Regions from separate parts of the Mus musculus genome. Here region 2 is linked to region 1. The links are chromatin loops, found by intact Hi-C in ENCODE. Cell type or tissue: heart. All regions are shown on one strand. Links, peaks and the distances in the headings refer to the core of each region. The heading gives the core; the rest is flanking DNA. Region 1 overlaps Stx8 (syntaxin 8). Region 2 overlaps Stx8 (syntaxin 8).

Evidence for each region. Peaks named below come from ENCODE experiments on the same cell type or tissue, not always from the same donor. Only the 100,000 strongest peaks of a DNase experiment are listed, where the experiment ranks them.
Region 2: it touches region 1 in a loop (2.0-fold over the local background); 3 of 42 quality-filtered maps call a loop at or near these places.

What each region holds. Positions count from the first base shown.
Region 1 is chr11:67,993,120-68,004,434 of GRCm38, forward strand. All of the region lies in intron 4 of Stx8 (syntaxin 8), which reads left to right. Among named protein-coding and RNA genes, the nearest start is that of Stx8, 32 kb to the left of the region's middle. In heart, for the core only: a CTCF peak has its summit at 6,703 (motif pointing right); no DNase peak of the experiment used is centred there.
Region 2 is chr11:68,107,470-68,118,784 of GRCm38, forward strand. Stx8 (syntaxin 8) reads left to right here. Exons shown (of 8, transcript NM_018768.3): 7 at 1,808-1,909. Among named protein-coding and RNA genes, the nearest start is that of Mir6406, 110 kb to the right of the region's middle. In heart, for the core only: a CTCF peak has its summit at 6,960 (motif pointing left); no DNase peak of the experiment used is centred there.

The sequences.
Region 1 (11,315 bases), core at 5,288-7,787:
GAGTATATTCTCTTATAGTCCACCATCTTTCATACATACTTTATATATGATTATATCTCAAGAGATTTTTCCCATTCAGATTTGTAGTTGATATTTTAGTATAAAGTTATTAGTATTAAATTAGTATTGAATTAGTATTAAATTAGATATTAGTATTTAGTATGTTTCATCATGTACACATACCATAATTAATTTAACTAATTAATAGTTATATTTTGTATCTTTGTCTTTCTATTATAAAAAAGTTCAATATTTTCTACCACAGAAGTTCAGTACTGGTCTGGGATATGCGAGACTGTCTCTCAGCAGATAATCTGAAATGTGGGCAATTTCTCGTGTGTCAGAATGTCTCTCTGAAGAAAATCTCAGAAGTGGAGGCTCGTTCTGAGGCCATACGCATTGGAAATTCTGGGTATTTGGAAACTCTCACCCACTAAGTCAGAACCAGTCAGACCTGTGTCAGCAGTTCCTGCACCTGTTTGCCTGTGCACTCAGCTTCCCCAAGGAGAGATTTGTCACGTGCTATCTTAGAAAAGTTGCATGCACCTACACCATGCATTTACAGTGACCTAAGTTCTAAAGAAACATGGCTCTCCACTCCCCAGATAGGCTTTCTCTGTGTAGCCCTGGCTGTCCTGGAACTCCACCTGTAGATCAGGCTGATCTCGAACTCAGAGATCTGCCTGTCTCTGCCTCCTAAGTGTTGGGATTGTGGCTTTTAATAGTCAAAAACAACTGAGCTGGCTAGATGACGGCTCAGTGGATAAAGTGCTTGCTACACAAGCCTGACAACTTGAGTTTGATCCTGGAACCCACAGAAAAGTGGAAAGAAGGTGTGAACTGACTCTACAGAGGGTTCTCTGATTACCCCATCCTATACACACAGCATTAGTAATAATAGTAATTTTAAGCAGTTGGAACTGTTAAGTATCTGATGGAGAACATGAACCCCACTCTTCTCCAATTTGGCCTTTGTAGTTTTGTGTCTGACTGCGGCTTTTCAAGGCTGAGGTGCTGACTTTGTCATGTGACACATTCCTGTGGGCCACCTGAGAGGCTCATCCCCAATGTGTTCTTTGTGTTCTTTCTGCTGGCGTGCCAGCTCTGCAGTCTATAGGCCAGCTCTGTTCCAATGTATGGTGGCTGGCCAGGAACTTGCTCTGTGTGTCAAGCTGGCCTCAAACTCATCGATTACCTCTTTCTGTCTCCCAAGTGTCGTGATGAAGGGCAAGCTTGTGCCTTCTTTCTTAGTCTCCTTGCTGTTTTATGTTCCCCTTTGTGCACACAGGCTTTTGATACCTGATGTCTGCTCTTAACACAATAGTCACTTTCTTTTTCTTTTTCTTTTCGAGACAGGATTTCTCTGTGTAACCTTGGCTGTCCTGGAACTTACTTTGTAAACCAGGCTGGCCTTGAACTCAGAAATCCACCTGCCTCTGCCTCCTAAGTGCTGGGATTAAAGGCGTGCACCACCATGCCCGGCTATCGCCACTTTCTTAATTCTGCTTTTAATAGATTTTCTGTTGATTCTTACATTTTCCAGTTATTTTTGCATGTTTGTGTATGCATGTGTGTATGTGTGCTAACATGTTCACAGTTGTGTGTGTGTGTGTGTGTGTAGGGGGGTGTAGGCCAGAGGTCAGTGTCAGATATCTTCATTTTCTAACTTACATCTGGAGGCAGGGTCTCTCACTAAACCCAGAGCTTGCCAATTTGTTTAGTCTGGTTACCCAACTTGTTCTGGAGACACCCCCCCCCCCCCCGGTCTCTCCCTCTGCCTCTGCCTCTGCCTCTGCCTCTTGCATGCTGGGAGTCCAAGTGAATCCCTTGTTGCCTGGTGTTAACATGGGTGCTGGGATCTGAACCTCAAGCTGCGTGACCAGTGCTTTTCCCACGGAGCCATCACCTCATTTCCCAGTTTTCACTTAAAGAAAATTTGTTATTTTATGTGTATGTGTATGCATGAATTTATGTGCCCCATGTGTGTACAGGAGCCCATGGAGGCCAGACACAGGCAGTTGTGAGATGCCTAATGTGGATGTTGGAAACTGAACTTGGGTCCTCTGCAAGAGCAGTTACGTGCCCTTAACCACTGAGCCATCTCTCCAGCCCAGGTTTTACTATTTTTAAGAGTAACGAACCCCCTCCTGGGAACTTCACAATTAGCTTTGGCTTAAAACTGAAATCGAGTAGCCTGTGTCACATGACCCAATAAGACCAGAAACCAAGATGTCTCTGAATTGCCATGATTGGCTTGGTTAGTCAAGCTAGATGTTGTTCTGAACTGAAAATGAAGACAGTCATGTTCTCCAGGGGGCAGAGCCTTGACCAGAGTTGATGTTCTGAAAATGGGAAGAGATGAGGGGTGCTGAAGGAGCAGACGGTGGGGGCTTCTCAGCTTTCTTCCCCGGCTCTCTTGGTGTGCAGCCCTTGTCAGGGTGATATTTCTTGAAGAGCCAGAGGCTCATCCCCAATTCTTTGACCAAAGGAAGGACTTTTATTTCCTGCTCTTTCTGTCCTAGAGAAGAGGTAGCTCACTGGCCTTTGGATTCTTTTATTTATGCTAAGCTCCATTTGCTAGATCATTGCTTTTACACAACCTCCCTCCCCCAATTTTGTCTTTATAAGAAGCTGGGATGTTTCCACTTCCCACTTCTTCCTCAGGAGTTGATGAGTAATTTGCACAATATAACCCAGTTCCATAACACACTCATATACACTTACATGTTTGAACACTAGCATATGTAACTCAAGCATACGCACATGCATAACACATGCAGATATGAGCACATATGCACAAGCACAGTCACATTAACACACACACATATGCACATTTACAATTATGTTCACACATACACATAATTTCTCGTGTTGTTTTCTTCTGCAGACATGATCTTGTGCATCCTATGTTAATTCCTGTTTAACTGTTTTGAGAGGTAGTAGCTTCCGACTTTGTCTTCAGAAGCTGGAGAACTGTGACCAGTGAATTCGGTGTGTGGACTCATACAGTATTGCAGTCATAGGAGGATTTGAAAAGGGGAGGGGCTTAAGCAGTCTGGCACACCCTTTGTATTGGAACATCTGTTTTGCTTTTGTTTCAGGACAAGGCATCATGTACGGTAGGCTGGCCTTGTATTCTCTCTGTAGCCAGTTAGAATGGCCTTGGAACTTCTGATCCTCCTGCCTCTGCCTTCCAAGAGCAGGGGTGGCAAGTGTGTGCAACCATGCCTGTTTTACACCCTGCTGGGGATTGAACCCAGGCTTTGTATGTCTCGACAAGCACTCGGCCACTTAAGCTATAACTGCCGCCCCTGGTACACCTGCTTTGTTGCTCTGTATTAACTAGTGGTCTGATGTTAGTCATGTGGTGAACATGGCGAACAGTTTTGTTATTTGGGGTTGGGCCTTGGGGATCATGTTTAGGGCCTCGCAAAAAGTTCACTGTGCCACTGAGCTACTGCCCCAGGGAGTGACCATGGTTTTTTGGGGAGGAAAGTTGCATATGTCTTATGACAGATTTTTTCTTAGGGCTCAGAGTTTCCCCCCCTGAACCCAAGGCCTCATGTATGCCAGGCAAGTACTTCACCACTGAGCCACATCTTTATTAACCGATTTGGTTGAGATTATTAAGCCAAAATTTTGACACTTTGGAATATTGCAGTGACTTACGGCAATTTAATAGAGTATTTGTTTTTGAAGAATATTTTAAAATAATATACTATTGCTTATATGTTTGCACCATTATAATTTTATGTTTACATAGGTTATAGATTAATGGTAAAATTTTAAAGTACTATGTTAAGCAACAAAATGTCCAGCTGTGGAAAGAACTATCAGTGACAACAAAGGTTCGCTCAGCTCCAACATGCACTTTCCCCGTTTCTTCCTGGTGGCAGCCGTCTTGGACAGTTGTCTGTGTGTCCTTCTGGAGAGATTCCGCCCGTGTGTGCCTGCACACATGCCTCCAGGCTCCTGTCTCTAACCTCTCTTTCTTCACACAGATGTGTGTTTTTCACTCTTCACTGTGTGTGTGATCCTTTTTTGTTAGGAGCATGCCTTGGAGAGTGTTAAGCAAAGTTTAAGCTTGCTCTTGAACATTCCGAAGCTGACTCTGAGCGTGGCCGAGCAGCTGTCTGAGGCGTCTGGGCTGTGTACGCACTTCTGAGGCCAGTTATTGCTTGGTGGGTTCTCTGTAGTTGTTACTCTGGATTGGCATTTTTCTCTAATGGTCGAGTTGACTTCTGAATGAAGGCCAGTTATAAGGAGACCTTATCTATGTGGATGCTCGATCAAGCAATGAAACCGAAGACCTTGAACTTTGAAGGACTATTAGTTATTGCAGCTCTAGGTCATCGATCAAGTCGTTGATGTATCTGTTATTTCCAGGGGGGATATAAGAAAGCATTCTGTTGGGAAGTGATTGGAAGCAGCAGCCTGGGCTTTCCAAAGGCTTTCCAGGTTAAGCAGCAGCAACAAAATGCACAATGGTAAAAAATGTGAAGTTGGCCTTTATTATATTGTTGAAAATAACTGAGCGGGGCATGTTGCTTAGTGTCAGGGTTCCTGCTGATTGCTCACTAGGTATTAACCCTTTATCTGCCCTGCAGCAATGTTTATTAACATAATGTGAAATTGGAGCTGGTGAGGTGGCTCAGAGATTGAGAGCACTGGCTGCTCTTTCAAAGAATCTGGGTTCAACTCTAAGCACCCACATGGCAGCTCACAACTGTTTGTAACTACAGTTCAAGAAGATATGATGTCCTCTTCTGACCTCTATAGGCACTAGGCTCACAGTTTACAGATATACATGTAGGCAACACACACACACACACACACACACACACACACACACACATGAAATATGTGGGCATAAACCTAATAAAAACTTCACACGGAATACCATGAAACATCATGTAGAGGAACCAAGGAAAACCCAGCGATTGGAACGCCCAGCGTGGTTAAGATGTCTGCTTCCTTTAGACGGGGTTGTAGATCCAGAACTAACCCACTTACAGTTCCCTTATGAATTTTGGCTTCTGTGTGGTCAGTTGATAATCTGGCTTCTACCACAGTTTCTATGACCGACAGTGTGAAGAGCCAAGCAGTACCAAGGCAGCATTGACAAGAAGACACAGCAGTGCAGCAGCTGGGCTAAGGCTGCATTGTGGTGTTGCACAAGGAGAGGCAAGTGAACCAGGAGACAGAATAGGGTGTTTAGGACCAGTCCCACACTCATGTCGTCACCCGACTGGTCACAGAGGTGGCATAACAGGTGTAGCATTAGATCAACTGATGTCCACACAGGGAAGAAAGGAGTCTCGAAGCCTCCGTTTCCACCGATCCAAAGGGACCTGTGGACCTAAACATGAAAGGTCACATGAACATTTAGTAGAAATCCCAAGGTCTTCACAATTGTGGTACAGGCAAAGATTTTTTAGGCCATCCAAGTCACTAAACACAAAGGAAATAAACACATGAAGAAATGGACTCCATCAAAATCTGTCTTCCAAAGACTACAAACAGTAAAGACAAACTAGAGTGGAGATCAGTATGTTCTGGGTATTCATCTGATATGGAAAATATTTCAACCATAAATAAAGAGCCTGAAGGCAGACGACATTAGAAAGACAACAGCAGAGGATTTAACCCTGGACTTCACAAAGGAGATGGTGTGTGATGATTGTATACAAAGGTGTTGGCTTTAGTCAGTTATCAGAAAAGTCAGACTGTAACCAGGATGCTACACCGCCATACCTACCAGAGCAGCTCGGCTACCTTGCCGGGCAAACCGGATGTTTCTGGGATTTGCTGGAATTCTCATATACTACTGGTGAGATTGCATAAGTACAGTCTCTTTAGAAGCTGCACACCCACTCAAATGGAACTGTTCCACAGACTCAGAAAGAATGTTTATAGCAGGGCTGTTCTTAAAAGTTCCCGTTGGAAAGAGCCCAGGGAACTCTGTAGACTAATAGTATATTCAGACATTGATATTACACAGCCAATACAGATGAACAGTCTACAGGTGCACAGCACACTGTGGATGGCTCGCACAAACATGCTGAGTGACATAAGCCAGACACTGGAGTTACACATGTATGCTGCCATTCCTATAGAGGTGAAATTTATAGTGTTATGAATCATGAAAGTAAGTGGTTCCTTTTGGAAGAGGAAGTGAACAGAATGGAACAGCCGGGCTTCTGGGCCAGAGAGACTGCTCATCGAGTAAGAGCGCTTGCCATGCAAGCCTGATGACCCAAGACTGATCCTCAGAACCCAGGTAAAAAGCCAGATGTGGTCTTGCACATCTGTAATCTCAAGGCTCAAGTCCAGCGGGACGGGAGGTGGGGATGGGAGAATCTCCTGGAGGCTTGCAGGCCTCTGAGAAGTGAGAGATCCTGCTCTAACAAGATGGAGGGAGAACTGACTGCTGGGCGCTGTGCTCCGATCCACATGCAGGTCAGTGTGTACTGCCCCACATACTCTCACTCAGTCCTTAGAGGATTTGGATGCGACTGGTTTTGCCCTGGTAGCCGCTAACTGAGGATCTTCACTGCAGTATCTTTGACTTGTGTACTGTGCCCTTTCATTTTACATGTTCTGCTTGAATTAAATGTGTGTATAAACACACACACACACAGATTCATGTATATACCCTTAACTCACATGTAAGCAGAAAAGCTGTGTCCTGAGCAGACCACAAGGTGGGGACATAAGTCAGCAGAAGAGAAAACACCCAACTTCTTGGCCAGGTTTTGACTCATGGGCGCTTTCCTTCCCTGAGAGCAAGGAGAGAACGTGGAAATTAATTGTGCTTTTTCCTAAATGCTAGGAAAGAATTCCTGCTGCCGTTCAGTTCTCTCTTTAGCCTTTCCCCTGTCTGTGGATTGCAGACCTGTCTGTCTCTTTCATGTCTCCCTTCATGGGCTCCAGACTCTCCCCAGCCTGGTCTGCTTGCTGCTGCTGCTGCTTCTTCTTCTTCTTCTTCTTCTTCTTCTTCTTCTTCTTCTTCTTCTTCTTCTTCTCCTTCTCCTTCTCCTTCTCCTTCTCCTTCTCCTTCTCCTTCTCCTTCTCCTTCTCCTTCTCCTTCTCCTTCTCCTTCTCCTTCTCCTTCTCCTTCTCCTTCTCCTTCTCCTTCTCCTTCTCCTTCTCCTCCTCCTCCTCCTCCTCCTCCTCCTCCTCCTCCTCCTCCTCCTCCTCCTCCTCCTCCTCCTCTCTCTCTCCCCCCCCCTTTCTTTTCCTTTCCTTTTAAAAAACTTAGGTATTTTTTTCATCCATTGTTTTTCCCCTTGGGAAAATTGGCACACACCCACTTTTTCTACTCCTCCTTTTCCCACTCATTTTCCTTTCTTCCTTTTCTCCGTGTTCCTCTTTGACCTCTTTCCAAAGTCTCAAGTAGCCCAGGTTGGTCTTAACAACCACAGATAACCATGAATCCCTCACCCACCTGCCTCTTCCTCCCAAGCCCTGGGTTACCCATGCATGTTGCTGGGTTACAAGTGTGTTGCTGGGTTACCCATGTGTGTTGCCAGGCCTGGTTCTTTTACTCTGCTCTTGGCTTTAAAATCAAAGAGATGTTTTCAATGTGTCTTTCTAATAGTTTCCACATAGGTTGCCACTTAACTTTTTAAAATGTGCTTTTTTAGCTGATATGCCAAACTTCAGATTTTGCATGTTAATGGGATACCATGTCATATTTTATAGTTCTTTGTTTCCTGTCATCTTTTCTCTCTTTCCTTCCCTCCCTCCTTGCAGGGAAATGACTTTCCTTTCCTTTTTATTTTGGGGGCAGTTGAGTGGGGCTCTCACTGTACAGCCCAACTGAGCTGGATCCTGTGATCCTCCTGCCTCTACCTCAGCAGTCCTGAGATTAGAGAAGGACTCCCACACTTGGCTCTCTACTTGGATTTAAAATAATGATCCGCCAGGCGTGGTGGCGCACGCCTTTAATCCCAGCACTTGGGAGGCAGAGGCAGGCAGATTTCTGAGTTTGAGGCCAGCCTGGTCTATAAAGTGAGTTCCAGGACAGCCAGGGCTATACAGAGAAACCCTGTCTCGAAAAACCAAAAAAAAAAAAAAAAAAAAGATCCATGCTTATGCTCATGTACGGTGCCAACATATATCGCCTCTCCTTTCCCAGATGCCATGCTCCTAAAGTCACCACTTGTAATGTTGGCATTTTCTTGATCATACTTACTGTTATTTATACTTGTAAGTATGTTGCTATAAATATATCATTCTGAAAACAGACTTATATGTACATGTCTCTATAATTTATTTTTTTATTTAAGTTTGGACATTCCTCCAAGTCAGTAGGTTTAACACATTCTTTGCAACAGTGAGTGCTTTGCAGTTATAAGTCTGCAGTCATTCTTGTAGCCACTGTCCATAATGGTGTTGGATTGTTTTGTTTTGTTTTGTTTTTTTGTTTGTTTTCTCTATTTACATAGCTAAGGCAAATTCCATGTGCACTGTGGCCTCTGTTTCTGTAAGAGAGGGCCTCCAGGATATGTGTGTTGGAAATTTAAAGAACTGCCATGTAAATTTCTTAAAATTTGTAAGGCTGGCCAGCAGTATGTGGGAGGGCTCATTTCCCAACCTGCTAGCCATCAGTGGGTGTCGCAGAACTTGGTAGGTTTTGTTAATCTACGGATGGAAAAATAAAGTCTCTTTTGCATTTTAGTACTTGGTATTATAACAGCACAGTGATGATTTGGGGCATGGAAAATAAAGATCTCTGCAGCTGTATGTATCAATTTTAAATTGCAAAAACCATTTGGGAATTGAAAAGGAGAAAAATTGCAGTCTGTCAACAAGGGGGAGTAAGAAAGAAGAGTTACTGTGCGTGCTATATTTTAGCTCATTGTCTTTTTTTTTTAATACGCTGAGTACTTTCCACGTTTTGCTCTTTTTCTTCTGTATGTGTGTGCACATATGGAGGTCATGGGTTGACACCTGGTGGCTTCTTCAACTCCTGTCCACCTTAGTTTGTGAGACAGGATCTCTCATTGAACCTGGATCTCAGTGGTTCTGTTAGAATGGCTGTCCAGCGATCCCAGGGAGCCTCCTGCCTCACCCCCACCCCGCCCCTGGAGATTATAGGCATGCACTGCAATACCCTATGGTTTTATGGTTTTGTTTTTTTGTTTGCTTTAACATGGGTGCTGGGGATTGAAGTAAGATCCTCGTGTTTGTGTGACAAGTGCTTTACCAACTGAGCCATCTCCTCAGCCTCCCAAGTTCAACTTTTTAATAAATGAAGGTTAAGAAATTAAAATTTAGGTAGATAGCTAGGTAGATTAGATTAGATAGATCAATCCATTGATTGATCTCATTTTACCTCCACAGTCTGCAGAGGCAGCAAAGAAGGATCACCCTCTGGGTTATAGAGGAGGATGGGTTCCTGGGTCAGAGCTGACCCAGTGCTGGAGGAGAACCAGCATCCTTTGCTCTGGCGTTTGTCTCTGGTCTCTCTTGATCTTGGTTCGTACCACTGTTGCCTGTAGCGGGTGTGGTTTGTTTGTTTGTTTGTTTTCCCCCCACTGGCTTCAAGTGCTGTGTCTTGCCGTTTGCTCTTTCTAGCCTGTGGACAGGAATACCCTATAGCAGCAGATGGCCAATGCAGCAATGTGTGAAGGAGCAATGATTGAATATTACAAAACCTGGGTTTGAGTTTTAACTCCCATTTTGTTTCCTGTAAAATAAAGATAACCACAACTCTGCAGCCTGTGAAACTGGAATGTGGTGGGTCCGTGGCAAGGCCCTCTGTGAACCAGAAAGCACCCAGTAATCCGTGCTTGCTCCCACTGATCTTGGCAGAAGAGAAGACAATGCACACCACGTAAAGAGGTCTTTCTGCCTTTAATAGAATGACCAGAGAACACAGTAGTGGATGATGGCATAAAGAATTGTATGGCACGGGCCATAAACGCAGTGTAAGCAATTAAGAGGAAGAGAAGCGGATGTGGGGGGGACAGGCTGAGAAGGTGTTGGAAGGCTTAAGACTCTCGTGGTCCTGCCGGGCGGTGGTGGCGCACGCCTTTAATCCCAGCACTTGGGAGGCAGAGGCAGGTGGATTTCTGAGTTTGAGGCCAGCCTGGTCTACAAAGTGAGTTCCAGGATAGCCAGGGCTATACAGAGAAACCCTGTCTCAAACAAACAAACAAACAAACAAACAAACAACCCCACCACCACCAAAAAGACTCACATGATCCTGAGAGAAGGAGTATTGTTGGCATACCATGCACCTCAGTCTGCTGTGAACTTTTTAATGTATTTTTTAAAGTCAGTGTCTCCCTCTCTACTCCAGGCTGGCTCAGCACTGACTGTGCACTCCACAGACTTGCAGGATCCTGTCTCAGTCCCTGAGTGCTGGGATATAGGCGCATGCCGCCCTGCCCACCTTACTCTGTGCTTTCCTGGAGTCTACTGCCCCGGGAGCAGTACTTTTCATGCCAGTCTGCAGACTGGTGTCCAGCTGGCTGCATAAAAGTTTCCCGATGAAGCCTTACACATTTTTGGGTTCTGTCCCCGAGGCAAAAGGGTACCACTGTTAAAAGTATGGGCCACCATCTCACTAATTTATGTTTTAGGTGTGAGTTGGCAGAGCCAGTGCAATAAAAATTGAATTGTTTAGGTTGAAGTGATGGCTAGGTAGGTGGTCCCTGGCTCTGTGTGTATTGGTTGTATATACATTACCACTGGACACCCTTAATTAGTCTTTTAGTGGCATATTTGCATTTTTATACACCGGTTGCCAAACAGATTTGTACCACTGCTGCTTGCCAGACAGTGATTTTTGTGAAACTCCACATAGCACGCTTGTTTCCAGAGCAGTGCTAGTAGCACTGTTAATGGAGCATTTTAGCATCACTTTATAAAGTAATGGAGTGGAAACAAGCATGCTGAATACGGGGGGGGGGGGGGAAGGGGGGAATGTTGAGGCCGAGTTGGCCGAGTTAGACATGTGACATTTCTAAGTGCAAAATACGAATTGTTTGTTCATCATCTCTTCTGGACCCTCTCTGGGTATGCCATGAAACTGTTGGCTTGTAAAGAACCAAGTGAACAGAGCACAGAGGGCAGTGTCCAGAGGTGTGGCTCCTCATTGTGGGTGAGCACCTTGGTCACTATTGCACACTTTACCGTGTTTACAAGCATACATTGTGTATTAATAAAGTACAGAGTTACAATTGTCATTGGCCAGTTACTGTAGCTGAATTTCCCCCACTGACCAGCAGAGAGCGCTCAGTCACCGAGAGGCTGGTAATGTGATTGGCCCTCCCAGAATGGAAGGTTTGGATTTTGTGCCAGCC
Region 2 (11,315 bases), core at 5,880-8,379, 110 kb after region 1:
CTTATTTGTATTCGGGCTTCAAGAAAAACAGTGACTCATGTTGAACAATTCATTTCCAAATTAGCCTTCAAAACAGGGAGGCAGGAGAAAAGTCTCCATTGCAGAAATAATATATGTTTAACATTAATGTGAACAATACAAGGAAACATGAGGAAGAACAGTCACAAAAGACCCTACCACCTAAGAGCAATTGTCAGGAGCGCTCGTTTCCACAGCTGCATGTATCCCTATAGGCATGCAAATACCAAAGGATAGATGGAAATAATTTCATGTAATTAAGATTCTAATATATATGCTATTTTAAATGTCATTTAAAATACATTTAAATGTGCTTTAATTTCACCTTTTAAAGATTAGCATAAAAAAGAACTTTATAGAAAGGATCTTTAAAGAGGCAGTAATTACTAAGTGGTGAGAATTACTAAATGCTCACCAAAATGACATAAAACATTGAGGTCTTAATGATTTTAAAAAGTTACAAGTTTCTATATATTTAACTTTACAGCTCACAGTGACTTGTAATAAACCAGTCTGCCTCTATCTTGGGCTTGAAAGCCATCTTATAATAAAAACAAGCTAGATTCATTCCTGTTTATGATTAAATCTGTTTCTCAAGGATTGGGCTGTGCCCTGCCTCCAACATTAACTCCAAATGGTTCCGAGCTATCTGTTCCAGGAATCGACAACCATGCCGATGTTTCAAAAAGTTGTTATGGCCACCTTGCTATGACCACCTTGTTGTGACCACTTTCTTATGACCATCCTGCTATGCCCACCTTCTTGTGACTTCGTTGTTGTGACCACCTTGCATCGATGTCTTTGTTTCAGGAGGTTTTATGACTCAACTTGTTACGCTTATATTCTACTTCTGTAACTTCACCTTTTTTTTTCTGCCAAATCCCCCATTTGGAAACTCCTACTCCTGGGCTATAAAAACCTTTATCTTCCCCATGTCCAAGGCTGATCTCTTAAACCCCAGCTTAGGGAGAGACGACCCATATACACGAGTTAAAAGGCCTGCTTTAATGAATTTGGCCATGATTTGGGTTGATGGCCCTTCTCCCTCATCTGTGGGATTCACACTTGCTGGAAAGGATGAGGGTTAATGCCTTCTTTTCCTCCTCTTCCCCTCTCGAGTTGCTCTTTAGTTGAGGTCGTATTGTCACATGCATGCACCTTTGCATTATCTAATCCAGATATTTACTCACTTTTAGTTCATCACTTAAATGGATTCAATTCTAGTCCGTGTCTCTTATGTTAGACTCTCTGGAGTCCTGGATTTGCTGAGCTAGTCTTGTTGACAGTTTGCTCAGGAATGGCTAAGGCCACCCCTGAAGTCTTCTCTACTTGCCTAAGCTGAAATTTGTCCTGTGCCTGTCCCCATTGTTGATATTTCTATTTCCTGCAATAGGATTGTTTTAAACTAAGTTTAAAAGCAGACAAACTGGTTTACTCTTTTTTGTTGTTGTTGTTAATTTTTAAAAGTGTATATGAGTGCATGTGTGTGTACACACAAATAATGGGGTGGGTGGAAGTCAGGGGACGACTTTGTATATGTTGGTCTCCCCCCACCTTTATGTGGGTTCCCGTGATTATTCATGGGTAGCCAGGCTCGTGTGGCAAGTGCCCCTACCTAATGAGCCACTTTATCCATGCAGGGTTACTTTTTATTTTTGTTTCTGCCTTTCTGAATCAGAATTTCAGTTTTCTAAGCATAATCATGAGTTCAGGCCTTGGCCCGGCAGACGTACCACAGCGGTGGAAGTGGGGAGATATAGTAACCAGCCCTTTCTGCCCTCCATTCTAGAGATCATCGATGACCTTGCCAACCTCGTTGAGAACACAGATGAGAAGCTTCGAACTGAAGCCAGGCGAGTGACCCTGGTGGACAGAAAGTCAACTTCCTGTGGTAAGAGATGGCAGCTCCCGCTGCCTGTGGCTTACTCTTCTTTGAGTTTTCCATGTTGTTTCTAATACCATGAAGAGGAAGCCTGGCACTCTAGTGCGGCAGTCCCATCTGATGACACATCAGAATTACTAAAACATGCTTAAGTCTTATTCAGACAAAATGGAGCTAAAGTTCGGAGAGTGTAACCATCACCCTTTTAAACTCTGAGTTGGGAAAGCTGTCTGTTTTATAGAAGTGATTGGTTTGAGAAATTGTCTACAGTGTACAGTTTGGTGGTAAGTCTTGTGAGTTTTCATGGCAATTTTGTTTCCTTTATTTTTTTTAACTATAAGCTTAATTAGTGAACTCACAGTAAAACAGCTAAGAGCAGCTTCCATCTCCAGTATGACCAAGATAAAAATCCTATATTTGGGAATTCTGTCTTTGAATCACTTGAATTCATGATGCTTGTCAAATAGGGATCTGTGTACTGATAGAAGAGTCTGCCTGAACTTAGAATGCTGATTTCCAGGCCTCCAGAGGCTCCCACTGAGGTAGCCCAGGGTAGAGTTTGAGAGTAATCCTTCTTCATTATGCATAGCATGTCAGGCTTGGTGGATACACTTTTGATCTCAGCACTCAGGAGACAGAGACTGAGGGGTCTCTGTGAGTATTAGGGCATCTGGGGATATAGAGTAAAACCTTGCCTAGAAAAGTAATAAGCCAGGCATGTTCTTGCACGACTTTAAGCCCAGCACTCCAGAGGCAGAGGCAGAGGCAGAGGCAGAGGCAGGTGGATCTCCGTGTGAGTTTGAGGCCAGCCTGGTCTACACAGCAAGTTCCAGGACAGCTTTGACTTTCACACAGAGAAATCCTGTTTCAAAACACACACACACACAAATAATAATAATAATAATAATAATAATAATAATAATAATAATAATAATAAAAAGAAAAAAGAAAGAAACTAGTAATAGAACGAATAAGAGAGAGGCCGTGTGCAGCTGTTCAGACGCAGGCACCTGTCACTGTGTAGCAATTCTGATACAGATCTCATCAGGATCTTCACCCAAGGAGAGTGACAAGGAGCCACACTGGGAGCCATCGGCTAGGTTTTGTTTGGTGCTTTATCTCATAAAGGTGCGCCAGATCTAGTAAGCTGATTTGTTTAAAAAAGAAGAACAGTAAATGTTGAGTGATCTGGATCCATGTGCTCCATCGTTTGTCTTTCTTCTTGTAAGAAGCCTAGGGACACCCCAGCCCTGTCCCCGAACTCACAAGGTGGTCCACTTCTTTTGCAAAGAAACCAAGACCTTGCAAGTTCAGACCTGTGCAGAATCAAACCATAAGAAGTGGAGGGGAGAAGGAACCCATATCTTTTTATCTTCACAGTTTCAGGCTCTAGGCTTGAAGGACAAAGTCCGTGTGGACAGAAGTTTCATAAGAGTGGTAAGGCAGAAAGGATGCTTTGCGAGGCTGGAGCAGCTAGTGGCCAGGACTGCAGCCCATGGGTGTGAGCAAGGGGGCCAGAGAAGCAGGAGCTAATGCACACAGCAGGAGCCTCAGAGCTCCACTCCTCTGAGCTTGTCTACCTGACCTGTCCCATTGCTCCCTTCCCTGGAAACTGGGTGTAACCTCCATGTGTTATGGCCTTTTGCATTTTACATCCCTGCACAGCCAGCACCACTCGGACGACGCTGAGGCCAAGTTCTGCCGGTAGCCTGGCGCCTCTTGGACCACAGCTGCAGTAGCTGTCTCTGTACGCCTTTGTGGCTGAGTCTGAGAAAATCCTTCCCTAAGCACTTTGGTTTGGTTGTTTTTGAACAGAGAACTCCTCAGTGAACTCTCATTTCAGGCTTTCTCTTTTTCAAATGCTTTGCGTTTTCATAAACCAGAGCCTTGGTAGGTAGCCTTAAGAAAAAAACCTTAGGATAGTTTTCCTCTTATTCCAATATAAGAGATTAGACTCATACTTGAACTCCTGATCCTCCTGCCTCTACCTTCCAAGTGCTGGGATTGCAGGTGTGCACCATGCCCAGCGTATCTGTTGCTAGGTATTGAATCCAGGGCTTTTGTGTGCTAGGCAGGTGTTCTGCCAATTGAGCTATGCCCCTAACCCCATGGGCTTTCTCTCTAATGGCACCATCTCTTTAACAATTATAGCTGCCTTATCTGAACTTTCAACTGGCCCAGGCCCTCCTTTCCAAGCCTCATCTTTCCACATCATTCTGCTCACTGTACATGTGACTACAAGCAGTGAGAAATAGCCGAGCCACTTCCTATGTCTTGTAATTAACTCCACCAGACAAGTTATTCTAATCTAGAGCCGGCAGCTCCAAACCCTTCTGCATTCTTATCCCAAACCAGTCCTCAAACCTGGGAACCACTTGGTCCGGCTGCCCACAGCCACAGCCCTCAGCACCCCTCAACACCAGCCTTCTGTTTTTTCTCCTCTCCTCACCGCCATGGTCACACCTGACAAGAAGCAGCTTAGAGGAGCAAAGGTTTCCTTCAGCTCATGGCTGTGGGAACAGTCCGTGGTCGGGTGAGGGAAAGGGCCATGGTGGGAGCAGGTCATCGTTTGGTGGCAGGAACATGAGGTTATTCATCCATATCTGGACAGAGCAGGAGGCAGAAAAAGGGAACACTGTCCTCTTTTTATCTTTTTTTTTCTTTTCCTTCTTTCTCTCCAAACTCGCTGAGTGCCAGTGTCCACCTCTGCTTACTCAACCACTGATGGAGAATGGGACGGAGCCAGTCCCGTAGCCATGCCTTCCTCATGTAGGCAGTAGCTCCTGAAATGTGAGCCAGATAAACCTCTCCCTCCTGTAGTTGCAGTTGTCAGGTATTTAGTCACAGCAGAGAGAAAGTAACTCAGAAGCCCCCCCACCCACCCACCCAGGAGAGTGCATTTGTCCTAGGCGATGACACAGCGTACATGAAGACCACAAATGAGCAGGAACCGGCAGTGGACCGTGGAATCAATCTGCATAGACCTGTAGTATTGGAATGATCAGATGTGAAATAAAAAAAGATGGCTTTAAATTTTTGTTTTACAGTGTGTGTGTGTGTGTGTGTGTGTGTGTGTGTGTGTGTAAGGGTAGGTGCCTTTGCCACAATGCATGTGTGGAAGTCAGAGGACAGCAACCTGTGCAAGTAGGTTCTCTACCTCAACCAGCTGTGTAGGTCCTAAGAATTGAACTCAGGTCATAAGGCTTGGCAGCGGGCACCTTTACCTACTGAGCCCTCTCACTGGCCCTCAATTTTGTACTTTAAAGCTGTTTACTTACTTTTATTTTATATGTATGAGTCTTGCCTGTATGTGTGTGTGTATATATACCATACATATGCCTGGTGCCCATGAAGGCCAGGAGAAGGCCTCAGATCCACTGGGATTGGAATTGTAGATGGTTGTAAGCCATCATATGGATGCTAGGAACCAAACCCTGGTCCTCTGCAAGAGCAGCCAGTGCACTTAACAACTGAGCCATCTCTCCAGCCTCTCAGTTTTGCTTTTTAATTAAAAGACTTGAAAGGATCTAGCTGGGCGGTGGTGGCACATGCCTTTAATTCCAGCACTTGGAAGGCAGAGGCAAGCGGATTTCTGAGTTCAAGACCAGCTTGGTCTACAGAGTGAGTTTCAGGACAGCCAGGGCTACACAGAGAAACCCTGTCTTGAAAAACAAAAACAAAAACAACAAAAAAATCTAAACAGAACATAAAACTATAAAAATGTTGTTTGTTTTTTGAGATAGGGTTTCTCTGTGTAGCCTCGGCTGTCCTGGAACTCACTCTGTAGACCAGGCTGGCCTCGAACTCAGAAATCCGCCTGCCCCTGCCTCTCAAGTGCTGGGATCAAAGGTGTGCGCCACCACTGCCCGGCTAAAAATGTAACATCAGTTATTTGAAAAGGTGTCAAATAGAACTTCTGTAAATTAAAAATAAATGAAACTAAAAATTAAATGTTCATGTTTGGTACCAGCAAAAGAGAATCAACCAGAGAACAAATCAGGAGAAGCAAGCAAACCCAAACAAATCCTATTTTCATAAGTGCTAGTATGGAATGCTGTGGAAATTAATATTCAGCCTTCGGAACAGTGGCATCTGAGGGGCAAAGAGATGGTCCAAAAGCCTCAGGAACAGCTCCTCTCAAAGGCAGGGCTGGCTTCCCATGTGGGTCCGAGCACTCCCACAAGATATGCAGGGCTTGAGAATTCATCTGTTCCGCTCACCCAAGTGTCACTTGATTGCAGTTCACGTGGCACTCTCAGGCTGTGTAACTAGGAAGCGGTGAACAAGGTGTGGAGAGCAGCCGGCCAATCGTCCTTTTCCTCAAAGGAGGGCAAAACGAGGTTGTAAACCATGAAATGGCTTTTTGTTTCCCCTGGCGTGTACACATCTCTCATTCCAGCCTGGCATATCAGTCATAGATGCTTGAGCAGGGAGCGAAATTCTACTTATAAATACAAACCAGATCACAAGGGGCCACACAGGAGAAGGGCCCGGTGATGAATTTGTTTGTTAACAAAGGGTCCAAGCACTTCTTTGTGGTCCTTTCAGTGCAGAGCCTGTGCTTGAAAATTTTTACCAAGATCTTTGTGGGTTTTTCTCCCTTTTCCTTTCCCAGCTCCCACCCCACCCCCACCCCCTGTGATAACATGGAGTAGAAAACAATGCTGTTTTTCCCCCCTAGATTGTAAAGGCAAATTAGACTGATAGCTTCCCCTGGCTCCTCGATATATTTTCAGATCTGTTTCTTGTATCAGAGACATTTACATAAAAGTGGGATCTTTGTAATTGCAGTTTAAATATTCAGTGTGGCTGATCCTCATTAGATTTCAAAATAGAACCCTGTCTGAGTCTGAGGAGAGAGCCAATTGTGAAAGGGCAGACGAGGAGTTCCCAGTGACTGGAGCCTCACTTCTCTGCCTGTTGTCCATCACGTAATGTTGTCTACGGACACCCGTTGTGATGTTAGCATTCCTGGGTTGCTGCAGTTGAAAATCAGCCCTGCTGACCTTGCGCAGACACTGTCCCTACCTGGGACCACTGCATCTACCTGCAGCTCCCCCTGGAGGTGCAGCGGGATCATGGGTACAAAGCAGTGTAGTCCAGCATGGGTGACCCCCACCTGCAGCCTGGGTGCACAGGAGAGTTGCTTGCCCCTCTCTCTGTATCTCTCTTTCATGCTCTGTTTTTTGTTGTTTTTTTTTTTTTTTTAAATGGAGCTAGCAAAGGCAATGAGCATCCATTACTACACTTTAGACTGTGAAGTGCCTCAAACTCCAAACCTTCCAGACTGCAGACATGATGGCACCAGTGGAAAATCTCATCCCTGGCCTCAGGTGATAAGTTGGTGTCAAAATGCAGTCGTACCCAAACAGTTGTGCCACATTACCTCAGGCTGTGTGCACACAGTGTAGATGGACCAAGTGGATTTTGTGTTTAGACTTGCTTCCTTTCCTCACAAGATCTCATTATGTTTATGCAAATTATTTTAAAATACAAAAACATAGCAAAAATCTGAAACACTCTTGGTCCCAAGCAGCTTGGATAAGGGGTGGGATGTTCAGGCCACATTAATATGTCTGGTTATTCTGGTGATAAAACAAAGATAGCACCTGCCACAGTGGTCAGTACTAGTTAGTTCTCGGGATCAGCTATGTTAACCTGTTGAAATAAGTTGATTGGTGACATAGGTAAGACTTGGATATATATATATAATGTGTGTGTGTATTGGTTTTTCGAGACAGGGTTTCTCTGTATAGCCCTGGCTATCCTGGAACTCACTTTATAGACCAGGCTAGCCTCGAGCTCAGAAATCCACCTGCCTCTGCCTCCCGAGTGCTGGGATTAAAGGCGTGCACCACCACACTCGGCCACATATATTTTTAAGCCAGCACAGAAACGCCTTTAAGAAGAACAAATTAGCCAGGCAGTGGTGGCTCACACCTTTAAGCTACTTGGGAGGCAGAGGCAGGTGGATTTCTGAGTTCAAGGCCAGCCTGGTCTACACAGTGAGCTCCAGAACAGCCAGAAGGACACACAGAGAAACCCTGTCTCAAAAAACAAAACAAGGGCTGGTGAGATGGCTCAGTGGGTAAGAGCACCCGACTGCTCTTCCAAAGGTCCAGAGTTCAAATCCCAGCAACCACATGGTGGCTCACAACCATCCGTAATGAGATCTGATGCCCTCTTCTGGTGTGTCTGAAGACAGCTACAGTGTACTTACATAAAATAAATAAATAAATCTTCTAAAAAAAAAAAAAAAAAAAAAAAAAAAAAAAAACATCAAAAAAAAGAGAGCAAATTATACATATTGTACTATATTATTAATATATACTATATTATATTATTATATAGGAATTTTGTAGAATCATGAAGTAAGCATCTTCTTTGAATTAAAAAGGTGGTTTTGTTTGGTTGGTTTTTTGTTTACTTATGGAATTTTGAAATTTTGCAACTGAAATCGTCAGCCCTGAAATCCATTGGTGCCATTATGCTGATTGTAATGTTTGGACCACTTATATTCACTCTTTTGAAACTTATAAAATAATAAGAGAAATGGGGAGATGACTCAGCAGTTAGGAGGCTGCTCTTGCAGAGGCCTCAGGTTTGAGTCCCAGCACCCACATGGCAGGTCACAACTGTCTATAACTCCAGTTCTGGGGATTTGACATCCTCTTCTGGCCTCTGTGGCACTGCACAGATGTGGTGCTCTTGCATTCGTGCAAGCAAAGCATTATATACATTAAAACTAATTTATCCACTAAACAAATAAGCATAAGAAAGTGAATTCTCTGCTCTCCCGCTTTTTTATAGGAAGCCTCAAAACTGCTTTTTTTTCTTTTTTTTTTTTTTTCCTGCTTTTTTTTTTTCAATGAATTGTTTTCCAGCCCTTACCTCAAACACAAATGATTGATTTAGATCCAGGAGGAACAGTGTGCTTTCCCTGGCTTATCTTAAGTGCTTAGCAGAAACTGACTGATGTCTCTGCTTTTTCTTCCTCTTATCGTAGTTTGTTGAGATAAGCTAGTGAAATTCCACAGCCTCTGTTTCCTTCACAGATGTGAGGAGGTGCCCAGGCCACCACCGAGGTCTGCCTCCAAAGCCACCTTGTCCCCAGCTTTCCTGTCCACTCCTCTTTTTTTTTTTTTTTTTTTTTTAATCCCAGTGTGGCTGCTGAGCATCACCAACGTGCCAGCTACCAAACCAGCTAGAATGAAAAGATAGGACAAGAAAGGGCTCCTCAGAACTCACTGGGGAACACCACAGAACAGGCCCATGTCTGCCTGGGGGGCAGAGGTCAGGAGGACGAGTAGGAGATGCTGCTGAGCACACTGAAGCTCCTAAGCACGTTTGGTCTGTAGCCCAGCTCAAGTTGCTGGCTGCTGGGAAAGGAGAAGCCTGTTTACCCAGGAGCTTGAGGCTAGGTGTGGGGAACAAATCTATAATCACATAGTGTGTGTGGCCAAGTCCTGAGACAGGTGACAGAACCCTGAGGATGTTTCCACACACCCCAGCAGCAACTTCACACAGCCCTGCACCACTTTGTCCTTGGGAAAGTAGCCCTGTGCTTCATCTCTTGACACAGGTCAGTATCCTTTACTAATGCACTGCCTTATAGTGAGGCGTTGCATGTGTAAGGTAGTCTTGTGTAGCCAGGGTTTGTTCTTGCTTACTTCTCACCTCACCCTTACTCCTCATTTTTCTTGATTCTTTTTCCTCATGCTATTACATCTCCCTTCAGTGGGCAACCGGCAGTGGGCAACTGTGGGAACCCAACAATTCTGCCTTGCAGACCCAAGTTTAGCTGAATGCCCTGGCCTGTATCTTTAGTTCTCAGCCAGTCTTTCATGATGTCCAACAGTGTAAGACTCTGACGAGCCTTAGCTACCGGGACTCTCCCCTACCCCCACCCCTACCCCTACCCCCACCCCGACCCCGCAAGTGAACCACACTGAGCTGGAGATCAATGTAAAAGCAAGAGAAGTTTATTGGAACAAAACCAAAAAAAAAAAAAAAAAAAAAAAAAAAGGTTGGTTTTGTCCAGCATGCTGGGGGTCATCCTGCACCCGAAGGAGAGGCAGGAGAGGCGGCAACGTGGGGTGGCCCATTCAGCAAGTTTTTATACAGTTTCCAGAGGCAGAATAGAGCATTAGCAACTAGGCACAATATGATTGGCGGAATAGTGTGCCCTTTAAACTGATTGGTCTTTAGGGAATGAGGTAGTAGGGGCTTCTCATATCTGCAGATCAGTTTCTCCCTTCCAGAGGGGAGGAGGACCTACATTCTCCTCAGCTTCTCCCTTCTGGGAAGGGAGGGGTCTAGGCTATTCTGAGGTCTGGTGGAATTTTCCAGCAGGCTTTAGTTAGCTGACCTCTTCAACAGTACCTTGTCTCTGTCCCTGACCCATGGACTTGAACTCTTCCCTTTGACTCCTTTTCTCTTCCATCTTCTTTTTCTGTTTCTAAGTAGGGTCTCCTGCAGTCCGACTGGCATAGGGCTTCCTATTGTAGAGGAGGATGGGTGGAACTCCCAATCCTCCTACCTCAGCCACTGAGCCCTGAGATGATAGGCATGTTCCGCCATGCCCATCTTCCCTGTTTGTTAGGCTCCAAACTCCTTTCAATCCTTCATTTGCCTTCAGGAACCAGAGAGCAGAATCCTGCCTGAGGTAGGCAGCTAAGACTATAGCCAGCGGCTGGCCGGTGGCGTGTAGAGAGCAGAGCAGACTGTTTCCCAGCGGGAGGGAAGCCAGGGCCTGCTGGGCCATCTGGGTTTGTCATTGTTGTTCTGGGTTTTTGTTTATTTGTTTGTTTGTTTTTCTTTTTCCAGTATAGCCCTGGCTGTCCTGGAACTCACTCTGTGGACCAGACTGGCCTGGTCTCTGAACTCAATCTACTTGCCTTGGCTTCCTGATTGCTGGGATTGAGGGCATGTGCCACCCCTGCCCGGCTGTTGTTTTTAAAGAGAAACCTGAAATCTGGATCCTTAAATGAAGTTTCCTAATATTTTAATGTTGACAAGAAAATGACACTTAAAAGGCACCTTGTATCCCAAGTAAAGTGTACACACGTGGCCCTTTGGGATCTTGCCCATCTGTGTGATTAGCCCCTCGGCCCGCTGCGTCCAGCTTGCTTGCTCTCTACCACTGCCTGTTCTCCTGCTTCTGGTATTCTGTCACATTTAAGTGAAAATAAGACACTAAAGTTTCAAATTTGATACAGAAAAATCTGTATAATTTTGATGTTGCTGGTGGCCCCTGCCTTGGGGCTTTAGTATATTAGTTTGACATCCACCCAGCCATTGGAATTGCAAAATAAATAAGACAGATTCCACTCCTTAAGGAGTTCTTTTATATTTATTCCCTTTTCATTCACTTTAAACCCATCTCACACCTTTCTAGAATAGTCTAGGAAAAAAA